Regions from separate parts of the Homo sapiens genome. Here region 2 is linked to region 1. A link is a contact called in ENCODE Hi-C or POLR2A ChIA-PET data. All regions are on one chromosome and are shown on one strand. Each heading gives the region's core, a stretch centred on a gene start or an enhancer-like site at or near the end of the contact. The rest is flanking DNA. Distances are from core to core; before and after follow the strand shown. Region 1 overlaps ARHGEF37 (Rho guanine nucleotide exchange factor 37). Region 2 overlaps PPARGC1B (PPARG coactivator 1 beta).

Region 1 (5,260 bases), core at 1,610-4,109:
CTCAGAATAAAATCCAAGGCTCCTTTCCATGTTTGCTGCACTTCTGGGCCTCCAAATGTTCTCTCTCTGCCATCTTCACCTAACCACCCACTGGGCCTCAGCTTGGATATCACCTCTTCCAGGAAGCCTTCCTTGGCCGCCAAGTCTGAGACAGAGGTAGGCCTCTTCCCTGGCTTGCGTGGCACCTGCCATTACTTCATCCTGACACTTACACGGCACGTAATTGATGGGTGCCTCATCTGCCTGCCTTAGAGACTGGGATCTGGAAGACCGGGCCTCATCTGTCTGATTTCTTTCTGTATCCCCCAGCAGCTCAGGCCAGCTCCCTGAGGCGTGAAGGGTGTCCATTAAATGGACACCTGAGCAAACAAGATATTATTTTTATATACAGCAAGTGTCTAGCAAACAAATGGCACAGCGGGGCATCTGGCTACCCAATGTTTAGAGTCACACAAATTCCAGAGACTTTCCATCTTTGAAGTCCTTTATTCCCAGCAGTTCACATCAGTTACTCATTGAGCTGGGGTTCGTCATATTAACCAAGAATTCATTCATCTTTCTTTTGATATTGTAATCTTGTCCTCATCTCCACAACTGAGTTGGGGCCTGAGGGGTTTAAGAGTTCTCACTCCATCACAGGAGGCAAGGGGTACCCTTGTGAACCAGACTTCAACTCCTGGAAGTCTTGTTCAGTTCATAGGCAAATATCTTTGCAAGTTTAGTATGAGACAGCCCAACGGTTAAATAAATAAGACACAGTGCCATGGTTCTAGGCATTTGGAGAGGGAAAAGGCACATTACACAGATTCCCCTGGAGAAAATACAGGCCATTCTCATCTTCTCAACATGCATTTTCCCACTCTTCAGTGACTTTTAATCTTATCCCCTGGTCTATGAGAAACCATAACCCACGTGCTACTGAATACATTTTTATTTTCCCTTCATGACATAGACTTGGTTCCAAGTATATTTTATTTTCCTCCCTTATGCCTACAAGACATCCAATTTTGTTCAGGTCCCTTTTAATGGCACTTAATAAATATACATTCTGAGACCTGGCAGAACAGGCTGTCCCCTTTCACACTGCCTTTAAAGCGCCTGTTTGAACTAGCTAGTGCAGAGCTCAGGTGGGGCACGTCCTAGCTTACAGCTCATGGCCATCTCTGGCACCAGGTCTATCTGTCCAATACTTTGTGTCTAGGGTAGAGGTCCCTAACCCTGGCTGCACATTGGAAGCACCTGGGAAGCTTTCTGAATTCCTGAGGCCCGAGCCACACCCTAAACCAATTTCATCAGAATCTCTGGGTGGGACGGAGCCTGGATTCTGCCAGTTGAAACCTGCCATGGTAACTTCAGTGAGCAGCTACACTGAGAACTCCTGAGCTACAATTCTAGCACACAGTAGGCCTTCGGTAGGTATCTGTGGAACCCACGAGTGGGTTTCCTATTTCATTATCTGTTCCCCTATGCTCTCTATTTTTATCAGAAATCTGAGCAGGAAAGAGCAGAGAGAATGAGTCAAGAGCATCCTCTCAAGTGAATTCGCTGCTGAGAAAGGAACCGTAGGGCTTGCATTTCTCTTGTGTCATGCAGTCTTCATGCTTTAACAGGCCCAGAGGAGGCAAGTTATAGACTGACACAGACATGTATATATTTCTTAAAAGCCCTTCAAAAACCAGAGCTCACTGCTTAGGCACTATGGTTATAACACAGACATGTTCTTGGAAGCATATCTAAACTACCTCCTGTTTGACACACATTCTAACTTGGGTTGGTTACAAACTTTGTCAGTTGTTAAGATCACACTTGGTCACATTTTCCCATTTCTGTGAATCTTGCAACTTATCTTTGCCCAGAGCAACAGCCTAGACATGACCACCCCAAGCAGGGACTGCACTGCACCCAACATTGCCCCAGCAGGTCAGTCCTCCTTGAACAGGAACTGTTTTTGAGGGGCTCCAATTTCCAGGTTCTAGAATGGGGTGGCTCACTTACCAAGTTAAAGAGGCTGGCTACATAGAATGCAGTATTGAGAAGCCCCCCAAGGTAGATCCTGGGTTACAGGAAAGAAAGCTATACTGATGAACAAGGTTTGCTGCCACAGGCATGGGCGTGGGGGAGGGCAGCATGCCGGGGGCCACCCCGAGATCACTGCTGTCATTTACATTTGTATCACACTTCACAGTTTACAGGGAGCTCTGCATGCTTAGCCCCACGTCATTCTCAGCACAACCCTGTGAGTGAGGTCTTTCTGGATGGGAACACTGAAGTTGTGTCCTACATCTAAGGTCCCACAGCCAATTGCATCACATCCACGGCTGCCTCCAGGACCTCAGGGGCCACCTGAAACCACTGGGGGTTCCCCCTGGCTCCCCTTCTAACCAGAAACAGGAAAGCAAGCCATTCCCTAACCTCCCCACCCACCAGGCCTTATCACCGCCTTCCCAGAGTTTCCTCTATGATTTGCATACCCCTTTGTTCCCTAGTCCTGAGAACACAGCAGTAGCTGTTCACCTGCTGCCAACAGCCTCACACACCCCACCTAACACAGTATCAAAATCCCCTCTTCCCTGGAACAGCCTCTGAATTTGCCTACACACATTCCAGAACTATGACTTGGTCACACCCACTCCCAGGACCAGTCAAGAGTCTTGGGAACCTCTCTGCTACACCGATAAATCCATGGCTTCCCCACTTGAGAGGGCTCCCAGTGGGTCACTGCCCAAGATAAACTCAGCTTCCAGCATAGAGAAATAAAAGCTGACTCATTGGTTATGATGTCTCCTGATACCATGTGTAGGAAGTGAACTGTCTGACCAGGCAGTTCTGGACTCCTCCAGAACCCGCTTCCTGCAACCACACAGCACGCAGGTAACATTATCCCGTGTGACCCACGCCCACAGGCAGGCCCGGATGCAGGCACAGCTAAGACTGGCCATAACCTATGGAGAGTCCTGGCCAATCAGCTGTGACCTGCTGTCCAAGTGCATTGTGACCCCAGGTCGGAATGAGTTCTTTATGCAGACATAATGAGCAGTCCTGGCTGGAGCCTCCTGTGCCCCCACCACACCAAGCACTCTGCGAGGCCCGCCCATGTCTTCTGGCTGCCTCCTGAGTGTGCTTCACCCACCCTGGCCTGGTCTTCCCTTCCACCTCCACCTTTCCTTTGCTTCTTTTCCCCCCAGGGTCAGAGCCTCTAAGCCTCCCCCATCATTTGGCAATGTAGGCTCCAAAGAGGGTACCCTAAGAGGGCAGACTCCAGCCCCACAGAACTGGGCTCCGAGCCCTGGCCAAGAAGCCAGAAGGCACATAACCCCTCTGTCCATTCACTTCCACCAGGCTCCACTCAGGGTTCCCCTTCTTGTCCTGGGCCTCCAGGATGGTCACAGGCTGGCCTGCCTGCAGGCTCACTTCATGGCTGCTTCTGGCCACAAAAGGGTACGCGGCTATGACCTGAAACACATGGGGAGTGACACAGAAATGGTCAGGGTGAGAAGGTAGACAGACTGGATCCAGAGAGGCTGTTTATCCTGTTCCCATCCACCTGGCTCTCGTCCCCATTGCTGGATGCTCGTCACCTCCCAAGTACATCTTTTGTACTAAAGGCAATGACTGCATCTGCTAGTACCACAGCCCATACTATGTGACTGGCACTGTCCTAGCACTCTACTGGGTTTGGGTTCTCACAATAATTCTATCATTCTATTTGCTGCATTTTTCAGATAAGAAAAATGAGGATCAGAGAAGTCAAGGAACTTACTCAAAATTGCACAGCAGTGAATCTAGGCCTGTCTGACCTCCAAACAGATATTTTTGATCCACTACTGCCACATCACTGAGCAGACTCAGCACCCTCTCCCTCTCCAGATCTAATGGTTTGAGCTGCCCAGGCCAGTTTCCCAGCTGAAAGTAGAGACAAGGATTTGGGCAACTTGTTTACTTTTTACAGAAAAGTATAGAACTGGGCCAGGTGTGGTGGCTCACGCCTATAATCCCAGCACTTTGGGAGGTAGAGGAGGGCAGATCACCTGAGATCAGGAGTTCAAGACCAGCCTGGCCAACATGGTGAAACCCTGCCTCTACTAAAAATACAAAAATTAGCCGGGCATGGTGGCGCACACCTGTAATCCCAGCTACTCAGGAGGCTGAGGTGGGAGAATTAATTGAGCCTGGGAGGTAAGGCTGCAGTAAGCCGAGATCATGGCACTGCACTCCAGCCTGGGCCACAGAGCCAGACCCCGAAAAAAAAAAAAAGAAAAAAAGAAAGGAAGGAAGGAAGGAAGGAAAGAAGGAAGGAAGAAAGAAAGAAAGAAAGAAAAATAAATTGAACTAGAGAAAACAATTGGCAAGGAGGGCATGTATTAGGCTAATATTTAACCTCTCTGAGCCTGTTTTACCACCTGCAAAATGAAGGGAATGGTCCCATCCCCTTCAGGACATTGAGAGAATTTCATGAAGGAATACATGTGTAGGGTTTTACACAGTGCCTGATACATACATAGCAAGGGCTCAATAAATGCAGGCTGCTTAGGTTTTTTGTTTGTTTGTTTTACCATTACTGTCATTACTGATGGTCAAGCCTCAGGAACATTAAGCACCATGGAAGGGCTGGGATGATCCCGGGCAAGTCCTGCAGAGTCCCAGAGGAAGCAGCTGATATGCTTGGGCAGATAGACAGCTGAGCTCACCCAAATGAGCCCCTGGATGGGGAGTCCCTGAGACACCACCCCCATTGACTGGAGCTGGGCGGCGGGGGTAACCTCATTCCTGTCCCCAGAGGCACCGGGGCAGAGGCTGAGCTGGGTGGTCAGGCCCTCCCGTGGGGCTCTGGTGGGTGCTTTGTAGCCCCTGGTGCTTTAATTCTGGCTACTGCTGAAGGATGCTGGCCTGACAGCCTTCCCGGTGGGTGTGGCACAAGCACTAGAGCAGAGGGTTCCCAGACACCTATGCAGCACTCACAGCCTGCGGCAGGCTCCTCCAGCCACCCTGGCCCGAGGCATCCGATTCTGTCCAGATCCTTTCTGTTGCTCCTGCTTCCCCTGTGGTACACCCCCTGCCACCCTCAACTGCTGATCATTGTGAGGGCTGCCTCCATTGAGGGAGGTTCACAATACATGCAGCCCAGCTTTACTGTCTCATCCCATCCTTCCAACATCCCACTGAACTTCTTCCCCGCTCATGGACTCCATCCCTGCAAAGCCAAATCCCTTAGTGGCTTCCAAACACTTTACTTTTCAGATATAATTCACATTCTATAATA
Region 2 (5,260 bases), core at 1,332-3,831, 120 kb before region 1:
TTCCACCCCCATGAATGACTTATCCAATGTTCCGTGATTCACTGGGGAGGTTGGAAATCAGGGATTCTCTTGCCTGGAGTTCCTCCTCCACCTTCTCCTCCTTCCAAACCCACTCGTTTAAGGCACATGATCCCATGACAAATTTCTTCCAACTTACAGTTCAAAGAGAAGTCAGCATTGCACCTGTCACCAGGAAAGGGGCCATAACCTGGGGAGTTAAGAACCTACACTGACATTACCCACTGGGTGCAGGGAAAGTACATTAACCATCTGCGATGAGACTGTTTCCTAGCTCCATCTGTCCATCTGTCTCCAGGAACTAGTCTCCCTCTCTATCCAGTACCTGGTGGTTCAGCTCCAAGCAGAATTTACCAAAGCAAAACAGCCCCCATGATTCACAATCCCAGACTTGTGACACTTTAAAACAGCTCACGTTTAGAAAGATAATGAGTCACAGGATGGCAGAGATTAGGAAACTCAGGGCCAGAGAGGGGGCGAGACCTGTCCAAGGTCACACAGCAAAGAGGAACAGCCCAGGGCTCCCTCCAGACTCCAGGTACAATATTCTCACCATGACACTCTTCTTTCCAGCACAGATGCAAAAAACAAGATTTTCCTCTTCCCTAACTCTAAATTACATAGAGATCAATGGAGATTACAGTTTTCTGGGGGCGTTTCACAGTTGCAACTGTTGCAAAATCATACAATGGCGAGATGTGGCAATTCCGAAAAGACTGGAGATCATTGCTCCAAAAAGAATTCAAGATAAGGCAGGGAACTCAGACAGCAGTAGCGGAGGGGCTCCATTCAAAAAACATCTCTCTTCTCAACCAGGCAGATCTGAAGGGCCACAAGTCTCACATTCCCGTCCAGTTCCTACAACAGTGACCTCAGCGGGTAAGTCACTTCACATCCCTGGGCCTTGGGTTCTTCATCAGCAAAACAGAAATGAAAATCCTCACAAGGATGTGAACTGTGGATGTGAAAATGCTGTGTGAATTTCGCAGTGACACACTAACAGGTATAACGGTAAATAGGAGTAATAATCATTATGATGGCACTAAGTATCATCTGCATCATTAAATTTATTGAGGGCTGTACCTAGTGGTTCTGTGGTGCCTGGCCCCACCGATTCCTGCTGTATTGAGCCAGGGACTTGAGTCAGGACTACATATGAGAAGCTGTACCCCAGCCTTTGTGTCAATCCTTAACACAAATCCCTGCATGTCCCCCACTCACTCCTAGGGCCTGGGGAGGAGCGGTGCAGTCCACAGGGTGATACCATTCATCCCATGCTGCCTGTGAGGCCCAGGGAAGAACTAGTCACCCTCAAAGTCACTCTCCTTCTGAAACCTCCCCAAGGCCTTTCCCCTTCTGCAGAGCAGCCTCCAGCTAGTTTCTCGGACGAGAATCTTGGTGTTCCATCTTTGGATTCTTCCAGACATTTCGTTCATGCTGTCTGTTCCTCACCCCCATGGGGAGTCCTCCAGTCAGCTCAGAGCCTCCCCTCAAGCCTCTCACCTAGCCACTCATTGCTCAGTCATCAGCCACATGATATGCTAGCCATCACGACAGCCTGGTCCCTGGCTAGGAGGCCCCTCCCATCATGTTGGCCAGCTCCTGCTCATCCTTCAATACCCTTTCTGCTGCAAAAGTTGTCTTGACACTCTGCCCTGGGCACCTTCCATGGCCATCAGCAGATCTGTTCATCCAGGGCAGGGAGCAAGGCTTGCTCAAATCTGCAACTGGTTTCCCGTGCACAAGGAGTGACTGCTGCACGGCTTCCTCCACTAAACTGTCACCAAACCATCTGGTCACTGGTAATTGTCATTATTATTGATCATAACACCCAGACACACTGCACTAAGCTCTTCAGACATTGTACCTTCTCATCTTCTCAACTCAACTACCCACTGAGATATATATATATAGATATATCTATATCTATATCTATATCTATATCTATATCTCTTCACCCCATTTCACAGGTGAGGAAACTAAGGCCCAGGCAGAATAAGTACCATGCCCTAAGTCAGCAGCTAACTGACAGACCCTGGACTCAGGCTGACTCAGAGCTCTGTTCTTCACTGTTCTCGTGTGCCTCCCACTTGCCCTCAGACCCTGGGCTGTGCTCATCACCTGGAACCGGCTGGTACTGCCCCTCCTCTGGTTGTTTCACAACCATATCATTGAAAATCTTCTGGCAGGCCAGCTGAGCAAAGGAGGGCTTTCTTCTCCTCTTAGGGTGGATTCTAAACCTCCACCTCCCTCTCCTGCTTGGCTCCTCACCCACTCCTCAACCCCACCCTGCTCTCCCTGGAACCTGATTCACCAACCTGGGCCTGCTCTAGCCTCTCAGGAGATGGGCCTCTGGCAAAGCAGCTTCCACCCAAGACACCATCACTGTCCTCTAGTTTTGCCTGCTATGGTGCCTGCCCATGGTCCACCCCCACCCCACCAGGGAGGTGTGGATGCAGGCACAGTGGGAGGAGATTGCCACATTCCTGTTGGGGCTGGACCAGAAAGTACAAGCCAGGCTGCCACTCCTTCAGCCACTGGGACAAAGAGCAGTGCTGGAGTAGGCTGGAGGCCCCAGGCGCTGCTGGGCAGGTACCTGGTGTCCACACCCACAGGGCAGGGAGGAGCTGTTGCCCAACCCCAAGGAGAAAGTGGCATGAGGCCACTAGGGCACTGGGGCATGATATTTTGGGGCGGGGCCCTGGTCATGCCTGCCTGCTGGGCCCTGGGGACCTCTGTGTGGCTTGGTCAGCAAAGGAGCTATGTCCCCAAGCCCCACACTCACCCTCTGAGCATCAGGCTCACGTGAAGAATGGTGCTAAAAGTATTTTTCTCCTGACACTGTTAGGAGGGTTAGGTGAGCTCGGCAGCCTGTACAGCTTAAGGACTTAGCCAACTACTCACTCATTCAAGACACATTCAGTTATGCGAAGGAATGAAGTTGGACTCTTACCTTACACCATATATAAACATTAACTCCAAATGGATCAAAGATAAAAATGAAAGAGCTCAAACTCTAAAACTCTTAGAAAAAAACAAAGCAGGCAAAGGCTTCCTGACATTGGGTTTGAAAATGATTTCTTAGATATGACACCAAAAGCAGAGGCAACAAAAGAAAAAATAGACAAATTAGACTACGTGAAAATTATTTAATTTTGTGAATTAGAAGACACTATCAACAGAATAAAAAGGCAACACATAGAATGGGAGAAAATATTTGCAAATCATATCTGATGAGATTAGTATCTCAAATGTAAAGAGAACTAAATGTCAACAACAACAAAAAACAAACAACCCAATTTTAAAATACAGGCAAATGACTTGAAAAGACATTTATCTAAAGAAGATATGCAAATGGCCAGTAAACACATTAAAAAATGCTCAGTCATTAGGGAAATGCAAATCAAAACTACAATAAGATAACCACCTCACATCCATTAGGATGGCTACTATTTAAAGAAACAAACAGAAAACAGGAAGTGTTAGAGAGGATATGGAGAAATTGGGACCCTTGTGCACTGTTGGTAGGAATGTTAAATGGTACAGCCACCATGGAAAACAGTATGGTGGTTCCTCAAAACATTAACAATAGAACTACCATATAATCCAGCAATTCCACCTCTGGGCATATACCCAAATGGGTTGAAGTCAGGGTCTCCAAGAGATATTTGTGCACCCATGTTCATAGCACCATCATTCACAATAGCTAAAATGTGAAAGCAACCCAGGTATTCACTAACAAATGAATGGATAAGCAAAATGTGGCATATTCAGTGAAATATTATTCTACCTGAAAAAGGAAGGAAATCCTGACATTTGCCCCAATAGAGATGAGCCTTGATGACACTATGCTAAGTAAAATAGGCCAGCCACAAAAAGACAAATACTGTGATCCCACTTGTATGAGAAACCATGTCACAACCAAAATCATAGAGACAGAAAGTAGAATGGTGGTCATTTGAGGAGATGACACCTGACAGGACAGGAAGGAGGTGAGGAAGCAGCAAGCCATGGCAATGCCTGGGAAGAGCGTTGCCGGCAGAGGGAACAGCAAGTGCAAAGGCCTCACTACACTAGCTAGAAGACTAATTCTATTATCAGTGGAGCCACACCCTGACCACACTGTGGAAGCAGCACACAGAGCTGGGATGGCAGTGAATCAGGCATCAGAAATGGATTCTAGTCCTGTTGCTACCTCTAAGCTACTGCATGGTCTGGGACCATGACCAGCACCCCTCTGATCTTTAAGGGGCCTGATACATCAAACTGTCACTGGCCTCTGGGAGTCTGCAGGTGACTTGTGTTCTCTCAGGCTGCCTTCTTCCTCCTCTCTTCCAACCCATTCACTCATAAAGTAATCCTAATCCCCCCACCTCCTATGAGCTGACCCATAAGTGGGTGTGGGATTGAGGATCAAGGAGGACAAACACAGGGACCAAGACGAATATTTGAAAACTGATTACCGGCAGGATCCTACCAAGTCACTCTCTAGACCTCTATTTTCCCATCTGTAAAATGGGAATACTTCTTTTCCCTATGACATGAGATTGATGTGAAGATCAAATGGAAATGCCTGATAAAGAAGTTGCCCTGCTCTCCACGGGCATTATTATAAAGAGGCTTTCGATCTGTTCCCTGGTCATTCATCCTAAATGCTAGCCTGTACCCCACACTGAGGCAGGAAAGAGAGAGGGGAGGGAACTGGCAGAGTTCATGACAGACACTCTATGAATAGTACCTGATTTTTAGTACCAAAGCAGGGGTGTCATCAGAGGGAGCTTTTTAAAGACAGAGAAGCTTAAGGGCCTACTCTCAAAGATTCTCACTCTATAGGTCTGGGACAGCCCCAGATGTGTAATTATGACTTTTTTAAACTACAGAGTTGATTCTGATGTGCACTCATGGCTGAGAACCACTGATTAGTTCTACCAAGCCTGGCAGGTAAGTCCTATTATCATTCCCATTTGGGAGCTGGCTAACTAGAGCACAGAGCAGCTATCTAACTCCTTAGATCACACAACTAAAAAGTCACAAAGCTGGCCAGGCACAGTGGCTCCTGCCTGTAATCCTAGCACTTTGGGAGGCCGAGGCAATAGGATCGCTTGAGCCTAGGAGTTCGAGACCAGCCCGGGCAATATAGCAAGACCCTATCTCTAAAAAAAGTAAAAAATTATCCAGGTGTAGTGGCACATGCCTTTAGTCCTAGCTACTGGGGAAGCTGAGGTAGGAGGATCCCTTGAGC

What was found. A loop is a pair of places that touch in the nucleus more often than their neighbours do. ChIA-PET counts read pairs that join two places held with the same protein, here RNA polymerase II (POLR2A). Pooled maps may share reads with other maps.
Region 2: POLR2A ChIA-PET joins it to region 1 with 27 read pairs in MCF 10A. The contact joins two enhancer-like sites. A Hi-C loop is called at or near these places in 10 of 168 maps with a recorded cell type or tissue (CD4-positive, alpha-beta memory T cell, CD8-positive, alpha-beta T cell, Calu3 and 7 more), 7 of 37 single-sample maps with no recorded cell type and 15 of 50 pooled maps. POLR2A ChIA-PET finds 5 or more read pairs at or near these places in 6 of 52 experiments (CD4-positive, alpha-beta T cell, CD4-positive, alpha-beta memory T cell, H1 and 3 more).

The regions. Positions count from the first base shown.
Region 1 is chr5:149,630,175-149,635,434 of GRCh38, reverse strand. ARHGEF37 (Rho guanine nucleotide exchange factor 37) reads right to left here. Exons shown (of 13, transcript NM_001001669.3): 13 at 467-3,453. The coding sequence ends at 3,244. Among named protein-coding and RNA genes, the nearest start is that of ARHGEF37, 51 kb to the right of the region's middle. RefSeq lists an enhancer at 2,277-3,476. Within about 2 kb of position 2,859, at least 6 of the 41 ENCODE cell types and tissues checked have a DNase peak (open chromatin) inside an H3K27ac peak, as active enhancers do.
Region 2 is chr5:149,744,997-149,750,256 of GRCh38, reverse strand. All of the region lies in intron 1 of PPARGC1B (PPARG coactivator 1 beta), which reads right to left. Among named protein-coding and RNA genes, the nearest start is that of MIR378A, 15 kb to the right of the region's middle. Within about 2 kb of position 2,581, at least 10 of the 41 ENCODE cell types and tissues checked have a DNase peak (open chromatin) inside an H3K27ac peak, as active enhancers do.